2 separate regions of the Homo sapiens genome follow, and region 1 is linked to region 2. Evidence: chromatin loops called from intact Hi-C (ENCODE). Cell type or tissue: dorsolateral prefrontal cortex. All regions are shown on one strand. Each heading gives the region's core, and the rest is flanking DNA. Links, peaks and the distances in the headings are about the cores only. Region 1 overlaps SNX18 (sorting nexin 18). Region 2 overlaps LINC02998 (long intergenic non-protein coding RNA 2998).

What was found. Peaks named below come from ENCODE experiments on the same cell type or tissue, not always from the same donor. Only the 100,000 strongest peaks of a DNase experiment are listed, where the experiment ranks them.
Region 1: it touches region 2 in a loop (2.5-fold over the local background); 4 of 110 quality-filtered maps call a loop at or near these places.

The regions. Positions count from the first base shown.
Region 1 is chr5:54,544,684-54,560,915 of GRCh38, reverse strand. SNX18 (sorting nexin 18) reads right to left here. Exons shown (of 2, transcript NM_001102575.2): 2 at 14,330-16,232. Among named protein-coding and RNA genes, the nearest start is that of SNX18, 35 kb to the right of the region's middle. In dorsolateral prefrontal cortex, for the core only: a CTCF peak has its summit at 6,851; DNase peaks (open chromatin) are centred at 6,895 and 8,795; H3K4me3 peaks cover 611 bases; H3K27ac peaks cover 3,200 bases.
Region 2 is chr5:54,657,277-54,673,508 of GRCh38, reverse strand. It overlaps LINC02998 (long intergenic non-protein coding RNA 2998), which reads left to right. Exons shown (of 3, transcript NR_104658.1): 2 at 7,334-7,451; 3 at 13,049-13,351. Among named protein-coding and RNA genes, the nearest start is that of LINC02998, 79 kb to the left of the region's middle. In dorsolateral prefrontal cortex, for the core only: no CTCF peak of the experiment used is centred there; a DNase peak (open chromatin) is centred at 9,418; H3K4me3 peaks cover 759 bases; H3K27ac peaks cover 1,013 bases.

The sequences.
Region 1 (16,232 bases), core at 3,585-11,584, 110 kb after region 2:
TTCCCTCAAGAGGAACATGGATTTGGGTGCCACTCTCTCTCCTTGTAGGGCTGGAAGCCTGAAGGATCTGCTTGATGGTTCCAAGCACTTTCGCAGACATGATTGTCACCTGGTGCCATGGCCTCCCCTTGGCCGTGCTGGATTCTGCTGCCAAAATAGGAATATAAGTCCAGTGCTCTTTTCAGGGTCCCACACTGCATGGGACATCTTTCAAAGTGCCACACAAAGTGATTTAGTTTATAATGATAGCCACTCTTTTCTTTTATTTTTATCTTTAATTTAGCTTTCATTTTAAGTTCAGGGGTACATGTGCAGGTATTTACATATAGGTAAACTTGTGTCATGGGGGTTTGTTGTACAGACTATTTCATCACTCAGGTATTAAGCCTAGTACCCATTAGTTATTTTTCCTGATCCTCTCCCTCCTCCCACCCTCCACCCTTCAATAGGCCCCAGTGTGTGTTGTTCTCCTCTATGTGTCTGTATGTTCTCATCATTTAGCTCCCACTTACAAGTGAGAACATGTGGTCTTTGGTTTTCTGTTCCTATATTCGTTTGCTAAGGATAATGGCCTCCAGCTCCATCCATGTTCCTGCAAAGGACATGATGTCATTTTTTATGGCTGCATAGTATTCTACGGTGTGTATGTACAACATTTTCTTTATCCAGTCCACCACTGATGGGCATTGAAGTTGATTCCATGTCTTTGTTATTGTGAATAGTGCTGCAGTGAACATATGCGTGCATGTATCTTTATGATAGAATGACTTACATTCCTTTGGGTATGTACCCCATAATGGGATTGCTGGGTCAAATGGTATTTCTGTTTTTAGGTCTTTGAGGAATCGCCACACTGTCTTTCACAATGGCTGAACTAATTTACATTCCCACTGAGAGTGTAAATTAGTTCTCATTGTGGTTTTGATTTGCATTTCTCTAGTGATCAGTGATGATGAGCTTTTTTTCATATGCTTGTTGGCTGCATGTATGTCTTCTTTTGAAGTGTCTTGTTCATGTCCTTTGCCCACTTTTTCATGGGGTTATTTTTTTTCTTGTAAATTTGTTTAAGTTCCTTATAGATGCTGGATATTAGACCTTTGTCAGTTATATAGTTTGCAAATATTTTCTCCCTTTCTGTAGGCTGTCTGTTCACTCTGTTGATTCTTTTGCTGTACAGAAGCTCTTTAGTTTAATTAGACCCCATTTGTCAATTTTTGCTTCTCTTGCAATTGCTTTTGGTGTCTGTCATGAAATCTTTCCTCATTCCTGTGTCCAGAATGGTATTGCCTAGGTTGTCTTCCAGGGTTTTTAGAGTTTTGGGTTTTACATTTAAGTCTTTAGTCCATCTTGAGTTGATTATATGATGTAAGGAAGGCGTCCAGTTTCAATCTGCATGTGGCTAGCCAGTTATCCCAGCACCATTTATTGAATAGGGAGTCTTTTCCCCATTGCTTGTTTTTGTCAGCTTTGTTGCTAATCAGATGGTTGTAGGTGTACAGCCTTATGTCTGGGTTCTCTATTCTATTCCATTGGTCTATATATTTGTTTTTGTAGCAGTACTATGCTGTTTTCCTTACTGTAGCCCTGTAGTGTAATTTGAAGTTGGGTAGCATGATGCCTCCAGCTTTCTTCTTTTTGGTTAGAATTGCCTTGGCTCTTTGGGCTTGTTTTTGGTTCCATATGAATTTTAAAATAGTTTTATCTAGTTCTGTGAAGAATGTCATTGATAGTTTAATAGGAATAGCATTGAATCTACAAATTGCTTTGGGCACTATGGCCATTTTAATGATGTTGATTCCTCCTATCCATGAGCATGGAATGTTTTTCCATTTGTTTGCATCATCTCTGATTTCTTTTCAGTGTTTAACAGTTCTCCTTGTAGAGCTCTTTCACCTCCCTAGTTAGCTGTATTCCTAGGTATTTTTTTTTTTGGTAGCAATTGTGAATATACAGTCACTCTTTTAAGTTAGTTTTAAAACCTCCATACTAGTATGATTTTGGTTTTACTTATTCCAAATCTTCAGCAAGTTTACAGGTTGGAAATACATTCATTAGAACATGGGTACCAGGTAAACCATGACTCTCACTGAATTTCGGCATGGCATGTGTTATAATTTGTTCCTTTTTTACATCGAACAACCTGTAGTCCCCAAATAAGGAAAAATTGCCCAAGTACATGAAATTTAAGGAGCCTAAGTATAAAACCCAGTAGGAAGTGATTTTACTTTTATTCCCAAATTCCATACACACAAGTAAAGGAAGTAAGACTATTAATTTAGTCAGCATTAGAGATAAGGACCAAGCAGGAAATGACTTTTTATATGATATCATCAAGGGCCCAAGTCAGAGGAGGAACAGGTGGAGCATTTCCTTTGTCCAATCCCTTACAGATCTTTCCCAGCCCTCTGAATAGTAATGTATGGTCAGGGGCTAATTTAATAAGTTACCTCAACATGGGTTGTACTGCTCTACGTGACTGTGATTTAGATATTACTCTAATCTTGAAAGAAAGAATGAGAAAAGAATGATGGAATGGAGAGAGGGAGGGAAGGAGGAAAAAATAAAAGTCCTAATTATTTAGTAAGATAAACTTTATCTGGAGAAGCCAGTAAATGTTTCCAGGAATTTTATATTCTAGCTAAGTAATTGTGCCCTTGAGTCATTTCTAATATGGGTATTTCTACTTTAAAAAATATTTAGGGTGATGTTTACAGTGAAAATCCCATGGATCTTACTTATGTACCAGGACACAGGAGAAAGACAAGTTGGGCTCAAATCCCAGTTTGTGTGACTCTGGGCAAGTTACAGAGTCTTTTTTACCTGCAAAATAGGTCAATTATATCTGCCTCATAGAGTTGTTGGGAGGACTAAACAATACCCAGGGCACAGCACTGTGGCTCACACCTATAATCCCAGCACTTTGGGAGGCCAAGGCAGGAGGATTGCCTGAGCCCAGGGAGTTTGAGACCAGCCCGGGCAACATGGTGAGGTTCTGTCTCTATTTTAAAAAACAAATAAAAATACATTTAAAAAAAAGACAATACATGGGAGCGTCCAACACAGTTGGCACTCAATAAATGTTTGCAGTAACTTTCTCCCATGACTGCTTAGAAGATAACTATTTTTTCAAATTTTTTATAAATTATACACAACATAAAATTTATCATCTCAATCATTTCTAAGTGCACAAGTCAGCAATATTAAGTACATTCATGTTGTACAATTGAATTTTTGTCATCTTACAAAACTGAAACTCTGAAAATCTGTAACATTTTAACAACTCCCATTCTCCCTTCCCTCCAGCCTGGGGCAACCACCATTATATTTTCTGTCTCTATGAATTTGACTACTGTAGGCACCTCATATAAGTGGAATCAAACAACATTTGTCTTTTTGTGGTTGGCTTATTTCAGATCATCGATCTTTTAGATTCCTCTTTCAGGCTTGAGAAATTGTTGCACCCAAACAAAAGTTTTGGCAACCGCATGCTATGTTGCCATATTGTATGATTATCCAACTATTTAGCTAAAAACATGAAGTTTTCCAAAATAAAGGTGATTCATTGTAACAAGTTACAATCACATAAGTTGCAATGGATGGATTTTATGCAAATACAGTCAACTCTCAAATCCCCTGCCATGCATTCTGCACTTGTGTCTTATTCCTTTTACTGCTTTGTAAATTTCTGGAGGTCAGGTGGTGCCTGACATGCATTGGGTGTATGATAAATACTAATGAACTAATTATTAAGTTAATCGGTGTATTAGAATACTCTTTTATGAATTGCTAGCAAGAAAATGTTCATCATAAGGCATTTTCCTTGCCATTGATTCTGTGCTGTATCTTTGCTGATCAACTGATGGTCCTCAAAGAAACGCCAAATTATTTAAATATTAACCTAAGCAAAACACAGTTTGAAAGATAAAGCAGATGAAAAATGCTGCTTGTGTCCTTTGAAAGGCAAACACAATTGGCTTTTGGATCATGGACAATTCAGTGTCCTATCAGCTTCTTAATGTAAATGGACATGCCAGATTTAAAACATTAAAATATTCAAGATGGGTCACAGTGATGAAAATAAGGCCTGCCACACTGTGCTGGTGGAAATCTAGACTTTACAAGGGCAGTTGAAGTTTTTTGTGCATACCCCCCAATCCTGCAAGTTCATTTCTAGTCATCCTACACAGATAAGCATGCAAGTGTTCAAAGATGGGACTGCAGTAAGCTGCATACCAACCCCCTCCCCAGCCCCACCCAAAGATGTCCATATTCTAATGCCCAGAACCCAAGAATCTGTGAATAGGCTATGTTCATGGCAAGAGAAAATTAATGTTGCCATATGGAATTAAGATTGCTAATCAGCTGACCTTAATATAAGAGTCTCCTACATTATACCAGGTGGACCCAATGTAATCCCAAGAGTGCTTTAAATGTGGACAAGAATGTTTTGTGTCAGAGTGATTCAATGTGGGAAAGATTCCATGAGACTTTGCTGACTTTAAAGATGGAGGGGAGCCATGAGCCAAGGAATGAAGGTGGCTAGAAAGGGCAGGGAAATGGATTCTCCCGCAGAGTCTCCACAGAGGAATGCAGCCCGGCCGATGCCTTGATTTTTAGCTCAGAAGTCTCTTTTGGATTTCTGACCTCCAGAACTGCAAGGTAATAAATCTGTGTTGTTTTAAGCCACTGAGTTTGTGGTGAATTGTTATAAAAACAATAGGGAACTAACATAATGACTAAGGATGTTCATTGCAGCATCATTCATAATAAAAAATTAGAAGCAACCTAAACACCCACTAATAAGAGGCTGATAAAATATTGTGTTAGTACTATGGATGTTGAAGATTTTAGGCTTTCACCAAAGAGCTGCTGGTGGTACCCTCTCTTTCTGCTTTTGGTGAGGGCTGACCAAGCAGTTTAGACTAGAAAGGAGGGAAATTATAGCAAGGAAACCTCAGTTAATAAATCACCCTGCTTATAAATGTATAGCAAATGTAACACAACACTGAGGCTTTAATACTTTTAAAATACTTTTTAATACTTTTACCCAATCTTTTTTTCTTTATTCTTTTTTCTTTTTTTTTTTTTTGAGACAAGGTCTCACTCTGTCGCCCAGGTTGGAGTGCAGTGGTACACTCTTGGCTCACTGCAACCTCCGCCTTCTGGGTTCAACTGATTCTCCTGCCTCAGCCTCCTCAGTAGCTGGGACTACGGGCATGTGCCACAATGCCCGGCTAATTTTTGTATTGTTTGGTAGAAACAGGGTTTCACTGTGTTGGCCTTGAATTCCTGGCCTCAAGTGATATGCCCACCTTGGCTTCCCAAAGCGCTGGGATTACAGGCATGAACCACCACACCTGGCCTCAATTTCATTCTTACAGTAAATCTATAGATATGCCAGGCATTAGCCAGGTGCCATGATGTGCATCTATAATCCCAGCAATTTGGAAGGCTGAGGGTTGAGGATCACCTGAGGACAGGAGTTTGAGACCAGCCTGGGCAACATAATGAGATCCCCATCTCAAAAAAAAAAAAAAGAAAGGTATGCCGGGTACTATGCTGAACACTGGAAAATGGAGAGAAAAGAAGCCAACTGACTAGAGAAGGAGGAATAAGGAAGGCAGGAGAATTATACCAAGTGCAACAAATGTCAAGGTAGCAGAAAGCATCGGGTACCCCGGGTACAACAGAGGACACCTAACCAAGACAGGGTGGGAAGATGGGACAGGGACAGCTGCCAGTAGCAGGTAATGCCTGAACCCCGTCCCAAAGGAGGAGTAGGATTCAGCCAGACAAAGAAGACTTGGAAGGCTGAACCAGCGGAGGAAACAGTTTACAAAGGGCTGGCTGGCGTGATTTCCAGTGTGGGTGTATGGCTGTATGGCTGGGGTGGCATGAGAAAGCCAGCAAACTGTGCAAAGGACTTTGACACAATTATCTTTCTGAAGTTCTCTGAACCTCAGTTTTCCTACCTTGACGATAAATGAATCATAAAATCTTCCTTTTGGAGGAGGGCTTAAGGAATCTGCCCAGAGTCTCAGGACTAGAAAAAGGAAGACCCCGATATAATCTGGAAATCCCTGCTCGATATTATTTTCCCCAGGCCATGGCTGCTCCTCAGAAAGTCTTGCCCTTCCCATGCAGCCTGGGATGACTTCTGGTTTTTTAAAGGCATGATGCATTAAAGAATGGAAAACATTTTATTATAATCACTTAAAATTAACACATCATTGCTTTTAACACATACACACAAAATACAATGAAATATTGTGCTATTCAAAATGGATTATGGACTAAAACTACATTAATTCATAGTTCATTACAGGCCATGTGTTCTGGTAACCGAACAGAGAATTTAATTCATATAATGAACGTTTTCATGTTTCAGCCCCTTCACTGACTCTCTGTGACTCTCTAAGGCCTCATTTAGAGATGAACCTTTGAGTTGGTGAACGAGAAGCCTGAACAGCCTGCGGAGCTAGGCCCTGTTTATGTCTACTTGTAGCAAGAAAGTGAAATTGTACATCAGAATCATCTGGGGAGCTTTTAAAACATAGTGAAGCCAAAGCCCCCCTTCACGTTCTGATTCAATGGGTCTAAAGTGGGGTCCAGGCACTGTAATATTTTTAAAGCTCCCCAGGTGATGCTAAGGTAAAGCCAGGGTCCAAAAATACCATTACCAAAAGTAGGAGAGATGGAGGAAAGAATTCTTTAAAGTTTTATCAGCTCATTTGCAGATATTTGTTTAGAAGACAAACAATGGTAGCAATAGATGAACAAATGGAAGCAGAAGAAAGGTTCAATACAAGCCTTGCCAAGGGCAATCTGGTGGTAAAAGAGCAGCAGAGCCCTGGTGAGCAGGCAGAGCATGGGAGCTCCACGGAGGCCCAGCCATGCAGAACAGCGAATCCAGTGTTTGCACATTAGGGCATGGGAAGGAATCCAAAAGAATTGTGAACAGTGTGCTAAAGTTTGCTGATTCAGTTTGCAAATGTCATGTAGCAGCACCCTGACTGGGCAGTTATAAGGTCCCCAGAGTGCATGGAGAGGCAACCACTGGGCCTCAACCCCCACGTTGGAGATGCTAGAGCTAATCAGAGGCAGCCCCTATGGGAACCAGGCAGATGTAATTGCACTGAGAGAGACAAGGTTCTCAGGCCATAACCAGGATGGCTGCTAATCTACTGCTGACATACAGATGTGTGCACCCAGAAACTTAGAAGGCAGTTTTCTGCGTCTGACCTCAGTCAATCTGTTACATCTCGGGACAGCAGTGAGGTGGCCCCAAGAATCTATAAATAAAATTATTATCTGAGAGCTAACTCATAAAATAGTACTTAATAGATAATAAGAGTCACTCTAAGGAGAATGTCCCTTGCATCACACCAAGATGATTGTTAATTAAACTGGAAATTATTGATCAAAAGCAGGTGGCTGTCTGCTGTGGACGCACAGAATACAGAGGAGGGACCTGTTGCTGTGCTTGCCAAGACTGGGGACATGGTGGCCATCAGCTCCCCGACCTGTTGCTGTGCTTGCCAAGCTCTATACTGGGGACATGGTGGCCACCAGGTCCCCAGCCTCCACTGCCAGTGTCTTGGTGTGGGCCACCATGTCTCGTTTATCACGAAGCCTCCAATGTGGTCTCTGCTTCTGCCTTTGCCCAAAGTGCCCTTGTCACACGAGGCAGATCATGTTCTTTCCTGCTCAACGCCCCTGGGAGCCCCACATCTCATTCAGAGAAAAAGCCAAAGTCCTCAGAGCAGCCCGTAGGACCCTCTAAGATCTGGACCTTCCCCACTCACCTCTGGGTGCATCTCCTCCTCACCAGTCTGCACCCCCATCCCCTCCCACCCTTCTCCCACTCCAGCCATACTGTCCCCGGCTGTGCTCCTGCCTCGGGGCCTTTGCACCAACTGTGGAAGCTCTGGAATGTTCCTCCCAAGGTCTTCCACATACTTCACTCTCAGTCCTTCAAGTCTTCAGGTTCGGAGGCCTTTTCTGACCACCTCAATTAAAATAACAAATTCTCCTCACTCCTCATACTCCCTCCCTCCTCCCCGCTTAGTTTTTTCCCCATAGCACTTACCACCTTCTACATATCATCTAGTTCACTAATCTATTTCATTATTATTGCCTCACCTACTAGCTAGAAAGTAAATTTTTGTTGGCTTTGTTCACTGCTATATTCCTAGTGCCTACAACAGTGCCCGAAGCACAACAAGCATTCAATAAATATCTGCAGAATGAAGGACTCTATCGGTCCCAGCGTCCAGGATGTCTCCACCGTGCCGATGGCATCATCAAGCTTTTCAAGCAAAATGACTCCAATGTGTGCTGGCACTGGGGTGACTACCTTTCTCACAGCAACCTTTAGATGACGATGATTTGGTTTCCCACAGGGTCTGTCCACAGGACAGAATATGCTGGTCCGAAGTCTGGTCTCATTGAAAGTTTTTGTATTGAAAGAGTAAAAGAGCCAGCAAGATGATTTATTACTTTTTCATCTTATTAAGGGCTTCAGAATCCAAAGGCTCTGATGGTGGTGAATTCCTTGGTCTTAGCCTCTTTAGACCCCTTGGGCCACCCCCTCTGAGGCCAGCTTTCTTCATGAGGAATCAGCCTGAGCCTCTTTTGAACTCTGCTAGATGTGTTTAAGGAGAACAAATGGCAGCAACTTGGCAGACGCAGATGTGACAGTCAAAACACCAGCCAGCCGCTCACGAATGTCTCAGAAGGGTGTGATGCGTGGTAATGGGTCACGTCGCGGAGGCACAGATTTGAATTCCGCAGGCTGGTGGACAGACGCGGCACCCACAGCGGAACAAAGCCAGCACTGTGGCTGCTCTCTCCTCCTGGAGCCAACTCCTCCATTCTCCTGAAACTAGCACAGAGGTCTTTGTGAAAAGCTGCCTTCCTAAGAAGGCTGACTGCTGGTGCTGGTGATGCCAACACTGAGGGCTAGCATATCACTATTTTCTTTCTTTCATAGAGGGCAATTTAGGATTGTGCACACACAGAGGATCACAAAGGTCTCTGTTTCTAAAACCACAGTTCTGCTGTATTTACTGCTCTGGGCCCGGTGTGCTCCAGGGACCCCAGAGAAAGTGTAGGATAGGATAGGCCTTGTCCTCCAGGAGACCACCACATCACCACTTAATCAGGGCTTGTATGTTTGCCTGGTAGTCTCAAGTAAATTGGAAAAGAATTAAGATCGCAAGCTGTGGAGTCAGGTGACTGCATTCAATTCCCAGCTCTGCCGCTTTATGTGACCATTATGGAATATCTATAAGCCTGTTTCCTTCTTTGTAAAATGGTTTTGTAGGAGAGTTCCGTAGATCAAAGAATGAACGTAACGGCAGTATCATTCCTAGAGCAAAATAAACACTCGATGTGGTAAGAAAAAGAAATGATGTTAGCCCAGGATCTTACGTAATTAGTTGCAAAATGCCATCACAAAAGTGATCGGAGTGCAGAGAAGGGACAAGACACTGGGATTAGAGTTTCATGGAAGGCTTCACAGGGAAGGGAGGAGGAGAAGGATTTTTGGTTCAGAAGACAAAAGAATACCCGGTACCATATAAAACAACAGACTATGGTCCAGTGACATTTGTCTTTACTGCCTACATTACACATTCTCTTAGCAGTCCGCTTCCCAATGCTGTTGAATTTTTGCAAAGTAACACAATGAACATTGACTTGATCATTGAGTCCACTGTCCAAACAAGATAGTTCTTCCTGTGCCTTGTACAATTCACTTCCAGGTCTCGAAGGGGTTGGCACAGAGCTGCAGCTCCACCCACCTTTTGACATCTTTTTTTTTCTTTTTTTTTTTTGCTAGTCCCCTTGTCAAATTTAACATTCATTTCGTTATTTTTAAAATAGGAAATACATTCAATCGTTTATATTCAAAAGAGATAATAGGGAATACAGTAAGTTTCTCTCCTGCCCCCCATTCCCATTCCTGAAAGCAAACAATGTTGCCTTGCTACCAAGTTGCTGCATTTACTTTCATAAATAATCTACACATAGGCCAGGCGCAGTGACTCACACCTGTAATCCCAGCACTTTGGGAGGCCGACGCAGGTGGATCACCTGAGGTCAGGAGTTCGAGACCAGCCTGGCCAACATGGTGAAACCCCGTCTCTACTAAAAATACAAAAATTAGCCAGGCATGGTGGCGGGCACCCGTAATCCCAGGTACTCGGGAGGCTGAAGGCATGAGAATCACTTGAACCCGGGAGGCGGAGATTGCAGTAAGCTAAGATCGCACCACTGCACTCCAGCCTGGGCGACAGACCAAGACTCCATCTAAAAATAATAATAATCATCTACCGCATATATAAGCAAACACATTCGCTTTGTTTTGCTCAAAGGGTAGCGTACAAATATTTCTCTGCCTCTTTTTTTCATTTAATTTTCTTAGGAAAATTCTGTATTGGTATATGAAGAGCTTCCTCATCTTGTTTTTTTTAAAAATGATAGATACCTACAGTTTTTCATCCTTTGGATAGCTGAGAAATTTGTTATGAGACCACCTGTCAGCATGAATACCTAAAAGGTCCAATTTTCTTTCCATTGATTCTGGGATAGGAGCCACTAAAAAGCAACATTTGTGAAGAAAGCTCCTTTTCTCTGGAATTACAGGTTCCACTTTCCCCATAGGTCCTTTGTTTCATACAGAGAACACAGACTTATGGACCTGACACTCTCAGGAGGTTATAGCCATATGTGAATATGTAGTTAGCATCTGGGTAACTCAGTTGGCTTACAAGGGTCCACAAACAGGAGCCAAGTAATTTTTTAAAAAGTGACTAAAAATACAGATTCTGAACAAACACCAACAGAAGCACCATCAGCTTTAAGCTGAACCTTAATTTGGTAAATCCTGAACTGCACTCCAATGTTTTTAAGATTTTTCAAGCAAAGGGAACCATTTTGAACTAAGACTCTGCATTCTTTTAAAACTGCTGGGTTGAACAAAAGTGGAACAAACAAGTTGCCTAATCAAACTTGGTCTACACTAATATTTTGATTCAGGGCATGGCTGCCCCAAAAGCCACTCAGAGGCACTAAATTCAACTTCCCAGAGTGACACATTGACCATCATCTTACAATGTCTGTATGTAACACGAGGCCAGGGTTGGGACGTGAACACAGAGTAGGCTGCCTCTCTCTGTCCTAGGTCCCAAGTACATATTTTCAGGATGTGAAAAGAATTCAATAAAACCACTATTAATTTGGTGAATAAAGACAAGTTCTGAGCTGTCTTTTTCAGATCTTCCTAGTTAGAGCTACGGGACAAATTCTTAAACATATTAGCACTTAGCTTTTGGAGACCAAGGGCTCCTTTGCCTTGCTGCAAAGGGCCATCTCTGGAGAGCTGAACCTCTCCCCACCCTAACAGGAGGTGCTGGTGGGTCTGAGAAGCAGTGGAGAAGTAGGTTTCCAGGCAGAGTAAGAAGGATGCTGTGCCAGGGCTCTGCAAGACAAGAAGCTGGAATGGGGTTTGGTCCTGTGACCCAGGTGGGCAAAGTGGGCAGAAGGTGAAGTTACCAGGGCTAAAGCAGGAACCTCTGCCTACCTGGGACCCAAGGGTGAACTCCTTAATTTTCCATAGTACAGGTGACACAATGTTCTTATTATTTAAATACTGCAGCTCTTCCTTTCTCACATAACCACAGAGGGTCTTTACTCTATCCCTCCTGTCAATGCCTTGGGCTCAGGGCTTTCCACCTGCCATTCATTTCTCACAATATGTCCACAAAGGGGATTCTATAGTTGGCCCTCAGTATCTGTGGGTTCCACATCTGTGGATCCAACCAATGGACGATTGAAAATATTCCACCTCAAACAATAAGAAATAACAATACAAAAAAATACAAATAAAAATATAACAGTGTAACAACTATTGACATAGCCCTGACATTGTATTAGGCATGGCAAGGAATAAAGAGATGATCTGAAGTATACAGGAGAACGTGCATAGGTTATATGAAAATATTATGCCATTCTATGACTTGAGCATCTACAGATTTTGTTATCTGCAGGGAGTGGGGTGGGATTGAGGGTGTCCTGGAACCAATGCCCTGCAGATACTGAGGGATGACTGCATACCCCATTATAGATAAGAAAACTGACTCACGTTAAGTGACTAGCCCATGGTCACATGATGTTCAGGAATAGAACATTTATTAAGTATCTACTTCTAAAATTGTTATCATCTCCCATGTCTGTCATGGAGGGAGTATTGCAAAATGGTTAAGGCTTCACATGGTGGTTTATCTAATACTCTCAATAATTCAATACAATCTAAGTCAGTCAATCATACAATTGAGGAAACTGAGGGTCAGAGCTGGGTTAGTGAGTTGCCTGAGGTCAGAGAGTGGAGCAACTAGGATCTGACCCAGGTCTCTGGCTCCAAATTGCTGCCTTTCTCACTGATATGCTGGGTCAGCTTGCAGAGAAGCTCAACAACTCAGCAATTCCATCCTGAGAGCCATTTCCTGGAGTGAGAGAAAATTTAAACCACTGCAAAAATAAGGTCTGATGCATCTGGCCACTTCAGACTTAGAGATCAATTCCAGGGTAGGCTGATGGGACACACAGCAACAAAATACCACACACCTTGTTTTTAAGCTCCCTTGGCAGGTGGCTTCACATGGACAATTGGTCTTGCCTTTGGCATGCTTCTGGTACAAGTCACTCAATGAAGCTGAAATGGCCTTTAAGACAGGCAGGCAGTTTGAGAAGCTCTGACACAGGGATGTTAGGATTGAGACATCCTGGGATCAGGGCCAAGTAGGGAGGACTTGTGATCCCTGGAAAGGCTATAGCCATGAGCCAATCCCAGATTAACTTCCCCCACCTCAGAGGCCTGGCTTCCACTGCTGGGTTTTTCTGGTTTCCTGCCCATGGAGCCCTAGCACAGCAGCATCCCTCTATACGCTGCCTAGAAGTCTACCCCACCACTCTTCAAACTCTCCAGAGCTTATTACTCAGCAAATTCTGTTGCTCTCACCTGAGTCCCACCTGTGGCCAAGTGGTACTCATGAGTAACCCTGACTCTGACCAACTGGAGTTCAAATTTTTGACTTGTGGTTCTGCCAAGGCCATTGTTATGGCAACTGGAATGTGCTTCTATTGGCACTGCATGGAGGTGAAAGTTGGAGAGAAGGGGAAACAGTCAGTTTTGGACCCTTTCTCTCACTCTTCATAACAATACTGGAAGGTAACATCTGGCATGCTTCCCAGTCTACGTAAGACTGCAGTCAGACCTTCTGTTGAGAGACCAGACATAGCAGCACAGACTCTCACCTTTCCCAGCAGAAATGGGTGCAAACAGCAGATTCTGGGAAGTTCCCTTTGTACTTTTGTGCCCAGTGCCCAAAGAATGATGGAATCTCTATCATTCCAGGAGTGGAGACTTGGGAAGATGTTAGGGATTTCTGAAAAGCAGAGAAATCACATTCAGTGTAATCTAGTTTAAAAATAATAGGCTTGAGCCAGATCCCAATTTGAATCTCAGCTCCATCATTTAGTTTGTGTGATCTTGGTCAAAAGAAATTAGACTTCACTGATCTCTTTAACTCATCTATAAACTAGAGATATTATCTTCCTCATAGGTTCATTGTGAGGATAACCAGATAAAGGTCCTTTCTTCTCTTGCATACTTTTAAGTGTAGCTCTCCTTCTCACAGCCTCCCCAAACCGTAGGTGATTTGTCCAGATGTCCATCACTGGTCCAAGTATATTTGTGAAGTAAAAGATGGCTAGGCCATTCTAGACATTACAAGATGCTAAGAAAGGCAGGCCAGGAGAAAAAACATATATGTAAAACAAATCTGTAAAGATAAGCAGATACAAGACTACAAAGCCCCACAAAGAGGGCAAGCTTTGCCAAATGGGACTTTGGCCCCTTGCAAGATATGCCAGGTCCCGTAGCTATTATATTTTGGCTTATGTGTGTTGGAGTTCGCCTATTTATGGCAACCAACAGACAGTATGTCAAGTACTTTACTTAAGCACCTGCTTCTGTCTCAGGTATTGGACTCATGGGAGCTATTATTTCAAAACCTCTCACTCACAACTTACTGCTATGTGCTTAATTCCTGATGTCACTAATGGAAGCAGATACTCCATGGGACTATCTGAATGATGATGGTTTTAAATTAATCAAATTAGCTACAGTGTTTGATGAATAATTTCTATGGTAACTGCAGATGAAGCTCAAGACAGAACATGCTCTTCTATTTTTCTGTGTAATTCTTCACATTAAATAAATGCCTCCTTGATGAGTGGAGAAAAAATAATTATATTCCATTGAAGCTAAGAAATAAAGCAACCTGTTTATTTTTTAAAAAGATAAACATGGCTGATCTGCACTAATCATAACATTTTGAAGGAAATAAAACAATATTCAACATTTCTAGACTACAAATAAATAATACCCTGTTTTACTTATTCTGTTAACCAAAGATGAAGGTGGAAATGAGAAAATTGAATGCTTATGGACTTAAAGGTATCAGACATGGCATTTGATTTTTGGAAAATGAAGACATAAATGGAAAATGGCTATGGCAATGAACTTAAGAATGACATTTAAAAGTTTTTACACAAACTTTACATACTTGACAGACTAAAACATTTTTCAAGTCCTTAATTATGAGAACAGCAGCAAAATTTAAGACAATTAAAAATCGGCATTTAAGAATCTGCTGTATTATTGTGAATAAATGCAAAACAACTGTATCAGTGAAGCCTGGGAAAATCTCAATTACTATAATATTCGTGCACTGGCTTTACATTTCACTTTTGAATGCGTTCCCTCATCCTGGGTGCAAACTGGGTACCTTCAGATACAACAGCTTGGACGGGGAACAAGATTACGACACATGGCTGTAGAACCAGTCTCGCTGCGTTACAGTTACAGCATATAAACAACTCTGTCTAATAAAAACAGTAAAACCAGGCTCAAGTGCACACCCTGTGTTACAAACACATCACATATCAGGATTATAAATCATAGAAATAAAGACAAATAATGGCATGAAGGGCATGATAGTTTATTTTTAAAAATTGTACCACACTGATCATGATGACCAGCATACACATGATAATGGCTTTTCTCTTGGGTTTAACATTGCAGTAGTTTTGCATACTGCAATGTTTCAATAGGACCAAGAACGTTAGAGAATAAAGATCTTAGATGAAAATGAACACTAATAATTCTAGTGTCCTCCCCCATAGAATTAATGTAAATCCCGTATGAATCAGTGGCATTATAATGTTATGTGGTTATGAAGAATGAAATTTCTCTTAGAAGTAGGCAGCATGAATTTATACTTACATAAGTATAACTTATACTTCCTTGTACTTTCATCTTTAGTTTTTATAATTTAAGCTATGTCCACCCTGGCTAAAGTACAATCATACAATATACCTCAGATAATTTCCATGCTACCATTGCACAAGTTTAGTGATTTTACTATTAAAAAAAAAAAAATCCAACCACCATCAAAATAAAGAGGCAAATAAAAGTAATTTTTAAATCATTTGAAAAGCATGGTGCTTATTTGTCCAATACAGACTCAAACTTAAATGCTATAGTTATAATTTCCAGACTTCCGCAAAATTAACATTTATATATACATATGGGTTTTGTTTATAGAACTGTATTTTGCAATCAACAAGTTTTAGAGACAACATATTTGGTTACAGTTCCACATATCTGTAGTAAAGACAAAGCCACATAATGTTCATGATGTTAAATCTGGCTCTAAGTAACCTAAGGTACAAAATTTTGACCAAATATCAAAATGATAATCTGATCTTAAAAATACAACCCATATGAAACTACTTTTTAGAGAGAAAATGTGCTGTTCAGTAATTATTTCAATAACCTTTTCTGAGTATCTGCAAACTGATCCTTTTCTTTAATCTTTGTGACTCACCAATATTTCAAAGTGACCTCTTCACTTCCATGTTACCATTTCAGTACCCAGGGATTTCTGAGGCAGCATAAGTTTGACTTCATAAAAACAGTAGATACTCTAACAGTGACAATTTTTAAATCTGTAAACTCAATAATCACATTAGTTAGCTCAGCAACTATAAAAACATTGAGATTGGGGCACTGTAAGCCAGAATCTCTTTGTGCTTTTTAAATTAAGCTGCTTTTGAATCTTTTTGGTATTTATCAGCCATCTGTATTTCCCTTATAATAATAAAAG
Region 2 (16,232 bases), core at 4,754-12,753:
GTTTCTTTGTTTATCACATGATAAGAAATGCAAGTTCATCTGCAAGATTCTCTGAGTTATTCCTTGCTCTGCAGATTTCATAAGTTCTGGTGGAGTTGACCTCCTTTCTGCTAAATGAGCACTGTTCCTGACCATGGATATTGGTATTGAAGATTTCTCAAAGGATCCAGCTCTTTAATTGGAATGTCCATGAATCAGGAAGAGCAGTGAATAGCTAGTTAAATGGTAATGGCCTTAAACAAGTCCTCAACACACATGAGCAACTGATTTCTTTTTCCTTTTATCTTTTTGTCCTTTCATTCCTTCAACCAATTTTCTCTTAGGGATCAAGGAGCTCACAATCTAGGGAGAGAGACAACAAAAAATTTGACCATTATTGCAAAATGTAGATGTAAGATGCTTGTATTGCAAGCAACAGAAAATCTGGCTCAATCAGGCTCAAACCAGGAAGGAAATTGATTGGCTCACATGACTGAAAACTCTCAAGGAAGGTTTGCCTAAGACAAGCTCACTCCCAGCAGCTCAGCCATTGGGTTTCTTTTCCATTTCTCTACCTGCCTTCTGGGATACTGGCTGCATTCTAAGGCTGACCCTGCTCAGAGTCCCAAAATGGCCATAAGCAACTCTCAGAGAAACATGCTTCCTTTTTCAGATCCCATGAGAAAGAATGTGTCTTTGCCCCAGCACTCCTGGAAAATGTCCTGAGACTCAGTGTGGTTCAGGGTGGGGCTGGTGGCTAAGCTGAGCTAATCAATTACATGACCAAAAGATGGTCACAGGCTCCACCCTGGAGGTAGATGTGAGAGTCAGCTGCACAGGAATCCCTAAATGGAAACAGAGCTGTGGGACAGGAAAAAGCAAGATAGCAAGAAATGTTGATTTCAGGGAAAGGGCTTTCACAGGGGTATTAATGTGATTGCCTGATGGGTTCTTCTTGCTGGCTGCACAGATAAACCCAATTTACTGAGACAGCAGTCTTGCAGTAAAGAAAGAATTTAGTTAATGCAAGACTGACCAAGCAGAAGGACAGGAGTTTATTATTACTCAAATTGCCTCTCCGAGAACTCAGAGGCTAGAGTTTTTATGAATAATTTGGTGGACAGGTGGGTAGGGAATGGGTGCTGCTGATTGGTTGGGGATGAAATCATAAGGGTGTGAAAAATGGTCCTCGTGTGCTGAATCTGCCTCTGGGTTGTGACCACAGGTGTGATTAAGACATGAGTTACGTGTCCAGGTGGGGTCAGTCAGTTGCCAGAATGCAAAAGTCTGAAAAACGTCTCAAAAGACCAATATTAGGTTATACAATAGTGATGTTATCTGTAGCAATAATTGTGAAAGTCACAAATATTATGGCCTCTGGCCACATGCTCTCCAGCATAGGGATTATAAAAACTATGCCTACATTTTAGCAGAATTCAGGCCCCTTCCATAATCCTAATCTCATGGCCTTTCATTAGTTTTACAAAGGCAGCTTCTGTCCCTCAGCAAGAAGGAGGTTAGTTTTAGGGAGGGACTATTATCATCCTTGTTCTAAAGTTAAACTGTAAACTAAATTCCTTCCATAGTTAGCTTGGCGTATGCCCAGGAATGAGCAAGGACAGTCAGCCTGTGAGACTAGAAGCAAGATGGAGTCAGCCATGCTAGACCTCTCTTGCTGTCATAATCTTTGCAAAAGTGGTTTCAATCATGTGACACCTGGAAGCACAAGAGGGGGGTCCCCCTCAGCCTGAGTAGGCTCAGGGTTTTCTGAGCCAAGAATGAGCCGTGGAAATGCAGGAAATTTGAACTGATCAACTACTAGAATATATTCCTATTGTACTTGAGGTGGAAGCTACCCTAGGTTAGAAAATGATGACAGTGTGAAATCTATCTAAAGAAGTCTGAGAACAGACTTTATGCCAGGACTCAAGAGGCTGTGTGTGTTTGGGAGTCCACATTCATCTCTTAAATTCTCAGCAAAGAGGATGAAAATATTTGAATATGTCCTAAGAGAGCTGTTCATACGCAGATTTCGGTTCCAGGGCCTGGGTAATACTGAACTGTATTACACAAGACAAGCCTAGGCTTGATTCCAACCAATCTGGGTTTGAGTCTTAGCTTTACCACTCATTGTGGCCTTGGGGAAATCACTTAACCTCTCTACTTGACCTCTTTGTATTTAAAATTTGAATAGCAGCACTTTCCTTGCAGTGATTGTGAAAAGCAGAAATAATGCCTCACAGTATACGGTGTGAAACAGGCATTAAGCAACTATGACTATTGCTATTTAAACAGAGCTGCCTCTCTGGCACGATGCAAGATCAGAAGAGGAATGTGCACTTTCTGGAAAAGCCTGGCTTTGGACAAGATCTAGGCAGTAAATACAAACATTGGGGAGCTATTAAGGACATGCTAATATGGGTGGAGTCTCTGCTGAGGTTCACGCCATGTTCCTCCTGGATTCACACATGCCTGGACATTCCTGGAAGATGGTCCTCCTTTTGGGAAAGGCGTATTTTAGGGATATAAAGCCTGGCATACTGGCTTGGTTCAAGGTAATAGACCCATATCAGAAAGTAAAACTCATAAACTTCACGCTTTTCTCAAAATCAGAACATTTCTGGTCTAGCCCCCCACAGTTGGCTCCTAAAGAAGAGACGCTGTAGGAACATGTAAGACTAAGAATATGACTGTCAGGCAGCCCAGAAGGCAGCTTTTGGATGGTCCAGAGGAGAGCACAAGAAAGTGTTATGGTGCCTTCTGGTTGGGGTTGAGATTGGAGTTGTATGGAGTCCAGAAAAAACAGAATTTGCACTGTGGCCACCTCGCCCCAATCCGGGCAGAAGAAGGAGAGGGAGGCATCACATTTGGTGGGTGTGAGAGAGACAGAGAAGGGTCAGTGCCAACAGCTCCAGCAGCAGGGGATACATTTTGTGGCTTTGAAGCATAGCCATAGCAGGTTGGAGGTGTCAGTGTCCTCATTGGGGGTGGGTCCATCATGCCCCAACACAAACATCACTGCAGGGAGCTGTAGCAGGGGGAAGCTGAGTGCAGGGTCATATGGTAGCTGAAAGGGCCATATGGTGAGCACACATGTGCCATCCCCTGGGGGTTCCCAGGAGCAGCTAGAGGGATTCTGCAGTGTTGATGAGGGGCAGGGCCAGACAGACCCTGCTGGTTACTCTAACTTTGCCCAGAGTAGTGTGACCAAGGAAACTCAGGCTACACAAATTCTTCACATCCTCCAGGACACTACACAACTGCTTCAAAGCCAGGAGTTCATTGATTACATTGTACCTTTAAGAAACCACGACTTAATGTTGTTATGCCTTTGCCTTTTGCCAGGGATAATTGAGAATGTTTCATATATACTATAAAACTTCCTATAATGACAAATTCTATTATGATGTTTAAAACCATATGTAAAACAAACCCTCCTGATTACTTTCTCTTACTATTCTAGGAATGTTTGTCTCTCATGTTGCACTAGCACACTTCCTTCCTTCCTTTTTCTTTCTTTTTTTTTTTTCTTTTTAATGAGCTAAACAATTTATGAGGTTTCTTTTTGCCTTGGCCACCAGGAGGGTAATAGTTAAGTGTGGTGCTCAGTTAGTTTAACTTTCTTTAGCATAGACAGATTTTATATTAAAACTACCTCTAACCCCTCTTGTCATCAACATGGCTCTTGTTTGGGGTGTTGTGGTTATCATTGTTGTTTTTGTCATTATTTTGATATGTCTTTTCAGTAAAGCCACTTACAATACTTGTTGGAATTAGCTTGTGGATGGCCCAGAATTTATTTCATAAATGCACTAATTGCTGAGAGAATCTGTAAAAATTGAACCTTTCTCAGGGCAGAAAACTCTTTTAAACCTCATATCATTTTTCTCCTAGGCATTAGGAGTTGAGAATAATGCTGCCTTTTTCTCAGTGTATTTTCATATGAGGCAATTCTTTGCTCTGTCAAATAGATTTATTTTCTTTATCAGGCAGAAATGTGGGCAAAAGAAAATGATCTCATTGCATATGATTCCTGACACAATACCCGGGACTCCAGACTGCAGGAAAATTTGGTTTCACAAATGACTTGGGAAACCTTTTTGGTTTTGAACATCTGTTCAAAGAAATCTTCTTTGGAAGTGTTCACTGTTGTTACTTCCTCAATGGCAACACAGACATGCTCTTGTCCTGATCCTTATATTACTATTGAATATGGAAGGACTAGTGTTCAGGTTCTTGCTCCAGCTTTTATAAAAAAAAAATGTATTCAATGATAACGTTTACTTACTGAAGTCGATAAATTTCTAAGTCTCTATTTATAAGAATAAGCACAAGCCAGCTGGGCACAGTGGCTCATGCCTGTAATCCCAGCAGTTTGGGAGGCTGAGGTGGGAGGATCACCTGAGGTCAGGAGTTCAAGACCAGCCTGACCGACATGGTGAAACCCTATCTCTATTAAAAATACAAAAATTAGCTGGGCATGGTGCCCGTGCCTGTGATCCCAGCTACTCAGGAGGCTGAAGCCGGAGAATTGCTTGAACCTGGGAGGCAGAGGTTGCAGTGAGCCAAGATCACACCATTGCACTCCAGCCTGAGTGACAAGTATAAAACTCCACCTCAAAAAAAAAAAAAAAGGCAGAAATCACTGTATAGCTCAAAGAGCTTTTGCTGTAAACGCACTCATAGAACCATGACCATGATCAAACAAACAAAAAGTTACCAGCACCCCAGTAGCTGTCCTCTTGCCCCGACCCCAATCCCTATATCCTCCCAAAAGGTAAACATAACCCTGCTTTCTGACACCATTATTGCTTGCCTGTTTTTAATCTAGGTAAAAGTAATCATTCAGTATTTGCTTTTCTATGTACTTTTCATGAGTTTCAGCCTCATGGTTGCATGTAGCAATTATTCATTCATTTTTATTGCTCTATATTAGCATTTAATTATGTAAACACACCTCAAGTCTTCTATCCACTGTACTCTTGGTTTCCACTTTCATTTTTCCAGTTTTTCTCCCTTACATATAATGCTGTAATGAATATTCTTGTATTTGTTTTTCAGTGAATATACACATGCATATCTTTTGTGGATAGACCTATTTGTTCTGGGCCATAGGTTTTACATATGTTCAACTTTAGTAGATACTAGAAAACAGTTTTCCAAAGTGGCTATACCAATTTTCATACTCGCTGGCAGAGTATGAGAGTTCCAGTTGCTCCACATCTTCATCAACATGTGTTACTGTCAATCTTTGTAATGTTAGTCATCTTGGTGATAACCAGTGAAGTTAGATGCCTTATCTTATGTTTATTGGCCATTTGGATATGCTTCTTTTATGAAATGCTCTTTCAAGTCTTTTGTTCATTCTTTTACCTTATAGCAATGTCACGAAGATACTTTCTTATGTTTTCTTTAGGAGCTTTGTTTATTTTACATTTAGGTTCATAGTCCAAATATAATTATGTATGAGGTACAGGTTAATATTTATTTTTTTCTGTGTAAGAATACAATTGACCTAGCATGATTTATTACAAAGATAATCCTTTTGCCACTACTCTACAGTGCTATTTTTATCATAAAATCAATTGTTCATATATGTGTGGGTCTGTTTATGGGCTCTTTAATATGACCCATTGTTCTAGTTGTCTTCCTTTCATCAATTAATATAATTTTGAGTTGGGAACATTGGTCTATAAGACCTGATGCTCAGGAATGCCTGACTGTAGGTAACAGGAAGGCTTGTAAAATGCTTGAATGGAGAAAATCCACTGAAATATTACAACCAGAAAGAATAGTAGAGATCATTTAATCTAATTCCCTTATCTTAAAAATGAGAAAGCAGGTCTACCCAGGTGTGCTAGATATCTCTACTCCACCTGTTATTCCCTTGGAGATGGGCCTCCAAGCTTCACATCAATGGGCTCCCTTATTTTCTGATTTCTGGTTGGTTCAGCTTATAGGGAGCATTGATTTGAGGATGCAGAAGGGTGAGGGGTCAGATATTTATTTTCTTAGCTACGTCCCTGCAGGCTGCTAGTTCTTTCCATAGAAAGTTATGGCTCCTGATGGGAGGCCCTCAAAGAACACTCTTCTTCCAGATACCAATTAACGTCTCCTTTCTTTTGCCCCAGGCCTGGAGTGGTAACACTTTCTCACTGTTACTAGTCCCAGGGTACTGCACTGGGATTCTGATGACACACGACTAAAGGCATTTATATTCCAAACTGGAAGATAGGAGACAGAATCCAAAGAAAGGGCACATTGCATCCATCTCTTAACAAAGGTTTCTAGAATCTACCACATGACACTTCCACTCAAATTTCATTGACTGTAACATGATCACTTGGCCATAGCTGGCTATAAAGCTGAGAAATGTTCCAGTTAGCTAAGTGTCAAGGTAAAAATCTTATAAGTTAAAAATATCACTAGGGAATAGCAAGCAGTCTCTGTCACCCGTGCCATTTAAGTCTAGCCATTAAACACATATTCAGTGCCACTCCAGGCCATCATGATTCTGAGATTCAGAAATGAATAGTGCATGATCTTGGTCCAGTCTAATGCAGGATGGAGATTCCTACCTCCAGAAGATGACTGTGCCATACCTATGCTTTGCATTTGGGATTCAAGAGGGCACGAGACAGTGTCCCTGTCTTCAGACAGATGACCATGAAGAAGTATCTGTTAGAACTCTTAGTAAATACAAGTTACCCAGGGAGACACAGACAGGAGTAGAAGAAGAAAACTGTTCTCTCAAGGAAGACCAGGAGTTTACCACAGAGACAAAGAGAAGACAGACCTTTCAGGCTCAGAAGCAGCAGGAGAAAGATACAAGGAATGAAAGCATAGTGTTTCAAGGGATCAGCAAGAATTCCAGGGATCTTGGAACATAACCTGCATAAAGGGGAGAGAGTAAGGATGAGGCTGGACAAGTCCACAGTGGCCAAGGAAGGTAGACTCTTGTGTGCCAAGCACAGGCATTTCACAAATGCCTCCACCCACCCATCCTCCAATCTCTTCTGTAGTACTTGCCTGCGGAAGATTTCCACTAAACCACCAATGAACAGTAACGTCACATCTAGAAATACGTCAAGCTCAGGCCCAATTTTCATCCCTCAATGAATTATCAGAGATACAAATCTTGAAATTTCAGCCCCTTTCTTGGCTTGAACTATCTGATGGAATTCTGGAATAACTTACTTGGCCAGACTCACTCTCAACCTTGGGAAAAAAAGCAAGCAGGTGAGGGGAGAGGTGCAAGAGGACTCTTACACCCATCCATTTAAAAATTGCTCCAAATGGCTTATTTTCCAAAAAAAACAAATATTTTAAATGAAATTTTTTTTTCTTCCCACAGATATATTCTGGAAAAGAAGAGGAGGAGGAAGAAGAATGACTGTAAAGGAAGGAGCAGTACTGTTTTCATGAGGACCTACTATGTGCCAGACATTATTCTAGGTGCTGGGGCTACCATGGTGAGCAAGACAGTCCCTGCTGCTTCTAGGAGTTCATATTCGAATGGAAGAAAACTATTTAAAATTGTACTTATTATCTCAAATTTTTTCAGGTATTGATAAATACTATGAAGAGTATAAAATGACACAGTAAAGAGTGATTGAAGACTCTTTAGTTGGGGTTTGAAGAAGTTCTAAGAGGTGACAATTGAGTTATGACCTTGTATTAGTTTCCTATTGCTGCCATGGTAAATTACCAAAATTTAATGACTTAATCCTACAAATTTATGAACTCATAATTCTGAAAGTCAGATGTCCAACAGAGGTCTCATTAAGCTAAAAGCAGGTTGTCAGCAGGGCTGCATTCTCTCTGAGGGTCTAGGAAGAACCCATTTCCCTACCTTTTCCTGCATTGAGAGGATGTCAGCAGTCCTTCCTGTGGTCCTCTTCCTCCAACTGCAAAACCAGCAGATTAGCATCCTCAGACCCTTTTGTGCTTCTGATACTCACTTTCCTGTCTTCTTACACCTAAAAGGACCCTTGTGAATACATTGGACCTACCTAGATAATCCTCCCATCTCTACATCCTTAACTTAATCACGTCAGTAAAGTTCCAAGGATTAGGACATCATCAGGGTTCGGGGGTAGGAGGGCATGGGGGCAGAAGAGGGTTGTTATTCTACCTATCATAGATCTAAATGATGGAACAAAGGCAGCTATGTGAAGATCTTAGGAAAAACCATTCCAAGCAGAAGGAAAAGTAATGTGAAGAACCCGCAGTGAGAATGAACATAGCACTTTTAAGGGACAGAAATATGAAAACGAGGCCACATCTCTGGAATCTAGTTTTCTCTGTTATATCCTAGAAAGGAGTTTTGTTCTGTGGGCATGTCACATCTCAGAAATCAGAGAGAAGCACAGCAAAGCCCCCCAGCTCAGATAACAAGGCTGGCAGGTATTTGCTTATACACAGACTTGCTTGTAGCCTATCTCTGACACTTTGCCAAATTCTTCAAAATCTTACATTCTATTAAAAAATAACAAACCGAGTGCTATTTTTAATACATTTGAAAGTTTTCACTGGAAATACCCACCTTTTGATTTGATGTTGGAACCCATTAGCATTGATTTTTCAAATATACCACCATTGATTCTCTACCAGCACATCAGATCTCCAGCTGAAGGAAGGTAGACTCTGAAGAATAAAATGACAGCTCAGAGAAGGTTTAAAATGTCTAGAAAATAGATGTTTCTCTTTCCACATGGATATGTGGTCCTTTTAAAAAGTGAAAGCATACAGTTTGAATCGTAAAGTAAAATAAATCAAACTGTATTCTACAAATCTCACAGAATAGATGTTTTCAATATTCCGCATTAGCAGGACAATGGAGCAAGAAGGTCAAAACTGAACTTCTCCAGGGTTTATTTTTTGCTGTTGGTTCTCTCACACCAACTGAGCTAATCAAGCTTGTCCAACCTGTGTATGAGTTGCTGCCCTGCATGAAATCAATTGGACACCCTGTCAGGGTGTATGGTATCAAAGGAGATGAGACAGTACATCAGGATGTTCACATACAAAGGAGTCAACTAATCGCTGATGAATGACCAAGTGAGGGATGCTGGGGTCCATTCCCGCTGGACAAACCGAGCCTCCTTACCTGCTATTCTTTACGATGTGGCAACTCTCTTTTCTTTTCTATTTTCTTTACTCGTTCATTTTAATATTTTTAATATTGCTAACATAAAACCTTTTGAAATATAATATGCAAAAGACACCATCATCCCCAATTTATTCTTCCCAAAAGCAACAATTATTAACTGTTTCCTTTGGGTCTTTTCAGAATTGTCCTTCTACATAACATAATATAGTATAGTATTGTATCAGGTCATAATACATCTTATCATATCTGTTTTCCCCTGTGAATGGTGTCACACTGCACGCATTGTTGTGCAACTTGCATTTTTTTCACTTTGCTCAGTACGCTGGGCGACCTTCCATGGCAGCAAGTCAGCATTTTGAAAATGCCCCATGCAGAAATGCAGACTTCATGCTTTCTCTGTGGTTCACTGTTTGTGGCTAAAGAAGAAAGTTACTGAAATGTGTCCAGACCATCGCTTTCAAGAGAAAGGAATCTATTGTGTATGTAACTGACTTCATCCCAACGTATGATTTTGATTTGTCAGTTAGGATATTATTTTCCTTATCACATCATCTGACATAATTAAAGGACTCTGAAATGTCGCCTTCATTCCTCTGATAACTTGTGAACAGAGCTCTTGAAAGGCTTTCAAACTTGTCATCTCAGTACATATCCATTTTAACACCCCAGGTCAAGTAATTTTTCTAAGAGAATGTATTACAAAATGAGCTACAACGTGAATTCATTACCATAAATTATGAAACAAGAGGTCATCGTGCTTGTGAACTTAGAAGAAACTTTAAAAAACAGAATGAATATTTCTTCATAAATCTTATAATGTTATGATCCACTTTGCATTTAGAAGGACATAAAAACGGTATGAATTCCTCCTAGTGTATTTGGCAATTCCCTCTTCAAAGTGGTACCAGTGCCTTAAATAAGGGATTAAATTAAGATTTTTATTAATAGCACACGAAACATAGTTTTGAAAAGTGATGAATCTGGCCAGGCGCGGTGGTTCACGCCTGTAATCCCAGCACTTTGGGAGGCCGAGACAGGCAGATCGCTTGAGGTCAGGAGCTTGAGACCAGCCTGGCCAACATAATGAAACCCAGTCTCTACTAAAAATACAAAAAATTAGCCGGGCATGGTGGCGCGTGCCTGTAATCCCAGCTACTCGGGAGGCTGAAGCAGGAGAATCGCTTGAACCCGGGAGGCAGAGGTTGCAGTGAGCCAAGATTGTGCCATTGCACTCCAGCCCGGGCAACAGTGTGAGACTCCATCTCAAAAAAAAAAAAAAAAAAAAAAAAAGGGAAAGAAAAGTGATGAATCTAAGTTAATGTCCAAAGCACTAAAGCCACATTGAATGAATCTAAGTGAATTTTCCCCTTTCTTAAGCAAAGCCAACTTCAGTGTGGCCTTAGTGTTTTGAGGAGACAATGTAACTCTTTATGGAACTCTCATCCCCATGAACACAAAAATGCAAAACTTTTTTTTTTGTTGTTGTTGTTTTTTCCAAACGCAGAACTTTTATCAGTTTGTTTTGTCAGGCCCTTAGAACTGTTTTTAAAAGAAAATTAATAAATCTCTGCTTTGGGATATATCACACTCTCTTAAAAAGGAAGAATATGACCTGAACTAACCTATTCTTCCTGCCAGCAATAGCCCAACCTAAACCAGATATATTCTGTGGTGTATGGTATATGGGCTTTATGACCAAGCAGACCTGTTTCATTTTGTTTTGTTTTGTAGCCACTTTTTTGAGATAAAATTCACATGCCGTACAATTCACTCAAACTTGGTTTTGAGTCCAAGTTTTTCAACTTCCCTAGGCTTCAGTCTTCTTATCTGTAAAATGGTAATAATAGCACAACCCTCTGATTTGCTGTGCAAATGAGATGCTTGTGTTCAGTCTATCCCATGGCTAAATAAATGAAAGCATAACAGACAGAATAGTTTTTCATTTTTTACACACTCAACTTGGTCATTGAACTTTATAAGCAATCAGATCTCCGATTCTGATTTTCCACTTTGACAGTGAAAACCTTAATTCTGTTAATTTATGTTAATTTCAGGTACCAAATCTAGCTTAATTGAGTACTTTATCAGTCTCTGCTGATTAAACACTCGATCAGTGAAAGATTCTGCCCCTCCCCTGCCTTTGGATGGACCTGGGTTCACAGGCAGCCACTATGGCAGTGTGGCTGGTTTGCATCTGTCCACTGGTGCTGCTGCAGTGGAGACTTCCATCTGGCCTCGTGGGATGGGCAGTGCAAGGAGATGGAGGTTCCAGGGATCTTGCTGGTTTCCTCTGTCATCTTGGGCCCCAGGAGCCACTTGTTGCTGTCTCGATGCCCTCCAAATATTCCGGGCAACAGGGGGCATCTGTAGGGCTTTGTCTCTCAAGGGGCCCTGGCAGAAAATGAGGTAGAGGTCCACTTCACTCTTTTTTTTTTTTTTTTTTTTTTTTTTTTTTTTTTTTTTTGAGACGGAGTCTCTCTCTGTTGCCCAGGCTGGAGTGCAGTGGTGCAATCTCGGCTCACTGCAACCTCTGCCTCCCGGGTTCAAGCTATTCTCCTGCCTCAGCCTCCCGAGTAGCTGGGACTACAGGTACGTGCCACCACGCCTGGCTAATTTTTTGCATTTTTAGTAAAGACGGGGTTTCACCGTGGTAGCCAGGATGGTCTCAATCTCCTGACCTCGTGATCTGCCCACCTCGGCCTCCCAAAGTGCTGGGACTCTTGAACGCCAAACTGTAAGCTCCCTTCAGCACTCGTATGGAGGTAGGAGTGGAAGCAGGGCATTTCACCATTGCACCTGACTTCCTTCTCTCTCCAAATTCTCTCTGCTCCCCTCTCTTGTTCAGGTTTGCTGGGGAGCACAAGAAGCTGCGATTTTTGTTCTGCTGATTTCCATTAACACCCCCTACCCACCCCACCTTCACCCCTGGCAAATAGACGCCGCTAAATGGAGGTGAGCATGAGGAAGAAAAATGGAGCAGGCCCAGCAGGTTGACGTGTCTGATTTGCCACTACAGTCACAGTGGTATTTCACATTATATTCTACATATTTGATGGTTATCTTACCTCTACCATCACAAAAAAATTCCGCATTTCTTTCTCTGGATGCAGATTTTGTTACTTATTTTTCTCTCTTGCAAGATGAAATCTGAAGGAATTCATGATTCTAGTTTATGACTCTTTGCCCTCGCCTCTTGCCTCCATTCTTTGATCTCTGATACCCTGTGTATGAGGCACTGCCCTGTATGAAATCCTATGGGTTGAATAGACCCTTCCAGGGGTGTCCAATCTTTTGGGTTCCCCGGGCCACATTGGAAGAAGAAGAATTGTCATGGGCCATACATAAAATACACTAACACTAGCCGGGTGCAGTGGCTGCTGCCTGTAATCCCAGCACTTTGGGAGGCTGAGGCAGGCAGACCACAAGGTCAGGAGATCAAGAGCATCCTGGCCAACATGGTGAAACCCCACTAAAAATACAAAAATTAGCTGGGTGTGGTGGTGCGCACCTGTAGTCCCAGCTACTCGGGAGGCTGAGGCAGGAGAATTGCTTGAACCCAGGAGGCGGAGGTTGCAGTGAGCCAAGATCACGCCACTGCACTCCAGCCTGGTGACAGAGCGAGACTCCATCTCAAAAAAAAAAAAAAAAATACACTAAGACTAACGATAGCTAATGAGTTAAAAAATAAATCACACAAAAAAATCTCATAATGTTTTAAGAAAGTTTACTAATTTGTGTTGGGCTGCATTCAAAGCTGTCCTGGGCCACATGCTGCTTGCAGCAGGCCTCAGGTTGGATAAGCTTGATTATATGTTGAAATCCTAGCCCCCAGCACCTCAGAATGAGACCTTACTTGGGAACAGTGTCATTGAAGATATAATTAGCTCAGTTAAGATGAGGACATACTAATATGTGGTGGGCCCTAATCTAATATGACTGATGCTTTATATAAAACAGGGAAACTTGCAGCTACTTGGGAGGCTAAGGTGGGAAGATCGCTTGAGCCCAGGAGGTCGAGGCTGCGGTGAACCAAGATTGTGACACTGCACTCCAGCCTGGGCAACAGATGCTGTGTGAAGATGAAGGCAGAGATCAGGCTGATGCTTATGGAAAGCCAGAGATTGCCAACAAACCACCAAAAGCTAGGAGAGAGGCCTGGAACAGATTCTCTCTGAGTCCTCAGAAGGAACCAACCCTGCCAACACTGTGATCTTGGACTTCTAAACCCCAGAACTGTGAAATAATAAATGTCTGATGTCTAAGCCAGCCAGTTTGTGGTAGTTTGTTACAGCAGCCCTAGAAACCTAACATATGGTACGTATGGTTTTGTCTTCCCAACCCACTTATTTTTCTGGGAAATCTCTCTCCCTCCCCAACTACTGCAGGAGCAGCCATGTTGATCAACATGGCCACCTGCCACTGGTAGAGTTCATTGAAAGTTGGCATTTGAAACCAGAGAACAAGTCTTCAGTGACTAAAGCTGAAAAGTATGAAACTCAGGAACTGCCAACAACCATGTTTTCTACAGCAAAAAGAAAGCCAGTCTTCGGAAGACAAAGCTGGCATCCAGAGCGGCAGAGGTGAGGCGAGGGGAGAGAGCTGAGAGTTTCCTGCTTCAGCTCCATTGGTGCCCGAGGCCTCAGCTCTATCCAAACTTGGCTGTGACTTGAATTCCAGGACACTAAAGTGGCTGTCCAGTAAATTCTTTTTTTTTTTTCTCAAGCCAATTCATAAACAGTCTGTGGTACTTACAACTCAGACTTCTATTTAACATCTTCTCCATAACTCACTCAGTCTCGTTTTTCATAAGTGGAAGTTTGCTGCTCTAAGTAACTATGTCCTTACCAGACATGGGTGCAGGATCGAGAAAAGAGCATTAATAAAAATTAATGTTAGTCAAGAAATATGGCGGGACGCAGTAGCTCACGCCTGTAATCCAGTACTTTGGGAGGCCAAGGTGGGCAGATTACTTGAGGTCAGGAGTTCGAGACCAGTCTGGCCAACATGGTAAAACCCTGTCTCTACTAAAAATACAAAAAAATTAGCCAGGGGTGGTGGCAGGTGCCTGTAATCCCAGCTACACCAGGAGGCTGAGGCACAAGAATAGCTTGAACCCAGGAAGCAGAGGCTGCAGTAAACTGAGATTGCACCACAGCACTCCAGCCTGGGTGGCAGAGAGAGACTCCATCTCAATTTAAAAAATAAATAAATAAAAAGTTAGTCAAGAAATATATAACAAGTTTTGTTAAGCTTTCTTTCTTAGATGAAACTTTAAACCATCATAAACTACAAGAAATTAGACTGATTTCTTTGCCTTTTAGATTAAAATCCAAAATAATTCATTAGCAAGCAACTTTTATCTTTCCTTAACAGATGGGTATGTTTTTTAACCTCTGAACACACCATAGTTCCTTCATTAAGATAAAGAGTCATTTTGCAGAGTTGATTGGGATATCTATGAAGGAATCATTTCAACGATTATGCTTTCGTTAGCTTTATTTTTATTATTTATTTATTTTATTATTAATTATTATGAGAAATGCAGTCATACTATCGTTAACCAGAGTGGTCTCAAAGTCCTGGCCTTAAACAATCCTCCTGCCTCGGCCTACCAAAGTGCTGGGATTACAGGTGTGATCCACCATGCCCAGCTAGCTTTATTATTAAAGGTTATATTAGTCCTATGATAAGTTTCAAATGCCTGGCATTTTTCCTGAGAAAATAGTTACTATTTAGAATGTTAACAATAAGGAATTTTTCTGTCTGCCCATTACCACATTTTTTTTAAATCTCAGAAAATAAGTACTTAATCTTAATTCAGATTTACACACTTCTTAATGACTTCTGATGTCTAGAGATACAGTCTCAAAGGCTACCAGCTTCATGTCAGAAAAGAACAAGCAAATAAAAGTTGATCCTGGAGACTAGGAAATAAAATTCAGCAATTCTCATGCTATTTTGTATACTAATCAGGGAATGCATTAATTTTCTGTTGCTGCATAATTACAATTTACCCCAGAACTTAATGGCTTAAAGCAGCATTCAGTATTTATGATCTCATATGGTTTCTGTGAGACAGGAATTCGAGAGTGATTCAGATGGGTAGTTCTGGCTCAAAGCTTCACGTGAGGCTGCAGTCAAGATATCAGCCAGGGGTGGAGTCTCCAGAAGGATTGACATGCACTGAGGCCTTCACTTCCAAGGCAGCTTGCTTACTCATTCATATAGCTGGCAAGTTGATGCTGACTGTTGGCAAGAGGCCTCAGTCCCCACCACGTGGACCTTTTCATTGTGCTGCTTGAGTGTCCTCATGACATGACAGCTGGATTCACCCAGAGTAAGTGATCCAAGAGAGAGCAAAGATAGAAGCTGCAATTTTTTAATTACCTAGCCTTGTAATTAGGTGCCACATACTGTCATTTGCACAATATCCTATTGGTTATACAGGTCAGCCATATTCAACATGAGAGGGTGACAATACTGGGAGGTAAAACTCATTAGGGGGTATCTTGGAGGTTTCCTAGTCTTACTCTGGGTATTCATGAGAAAAACATTATTATGTTAAAAAGTATGGAAAATGCTTTTCAAAATTAATACACCTAAGAAAACTTCAACAAAATTCATAATAGAGCCATAAAATTCTAGAATCAGAAAGAAACTTGGTTATCAACCAGTGTAACTTGGTCATGGAGACTGAGTCTCTGAAAGGTGAGAATTTTTTTAACTTTATATAGCAAATTAGTGACTGGATGAGGCTTAGATCCAGGCCTCTTTACTTCTGGTTAGGGCCGGTGGTGAACAGGCTGGCTTGGAAATTAACATCCGTTCCAATCTCCTTATAGTATGGCTTCCTACTGCAGCGGCTGGAGAACCTAAACCATATGATTCGCAAACTCCCTTGCAGCTAGGGTTTTGGATATGATTTGGGTTAAGGCAATCAGACTGCAGAAGTGAGATCTGGAAACTGGAAGTGATATAGCAAATAGGCTACTGGAACTTGTGCCGCTGCTGTTGGCAAAGGTGGTCATTGCAATGTTGGGTTATACTGTGGCAGAGGTAGCAGAGGTTGTGCTGCTTTGGTTACTACTGGCGACAGCCAAGAGGCAGGACTCAGAGGAGTTACTATGGACCTAGCAGGTGT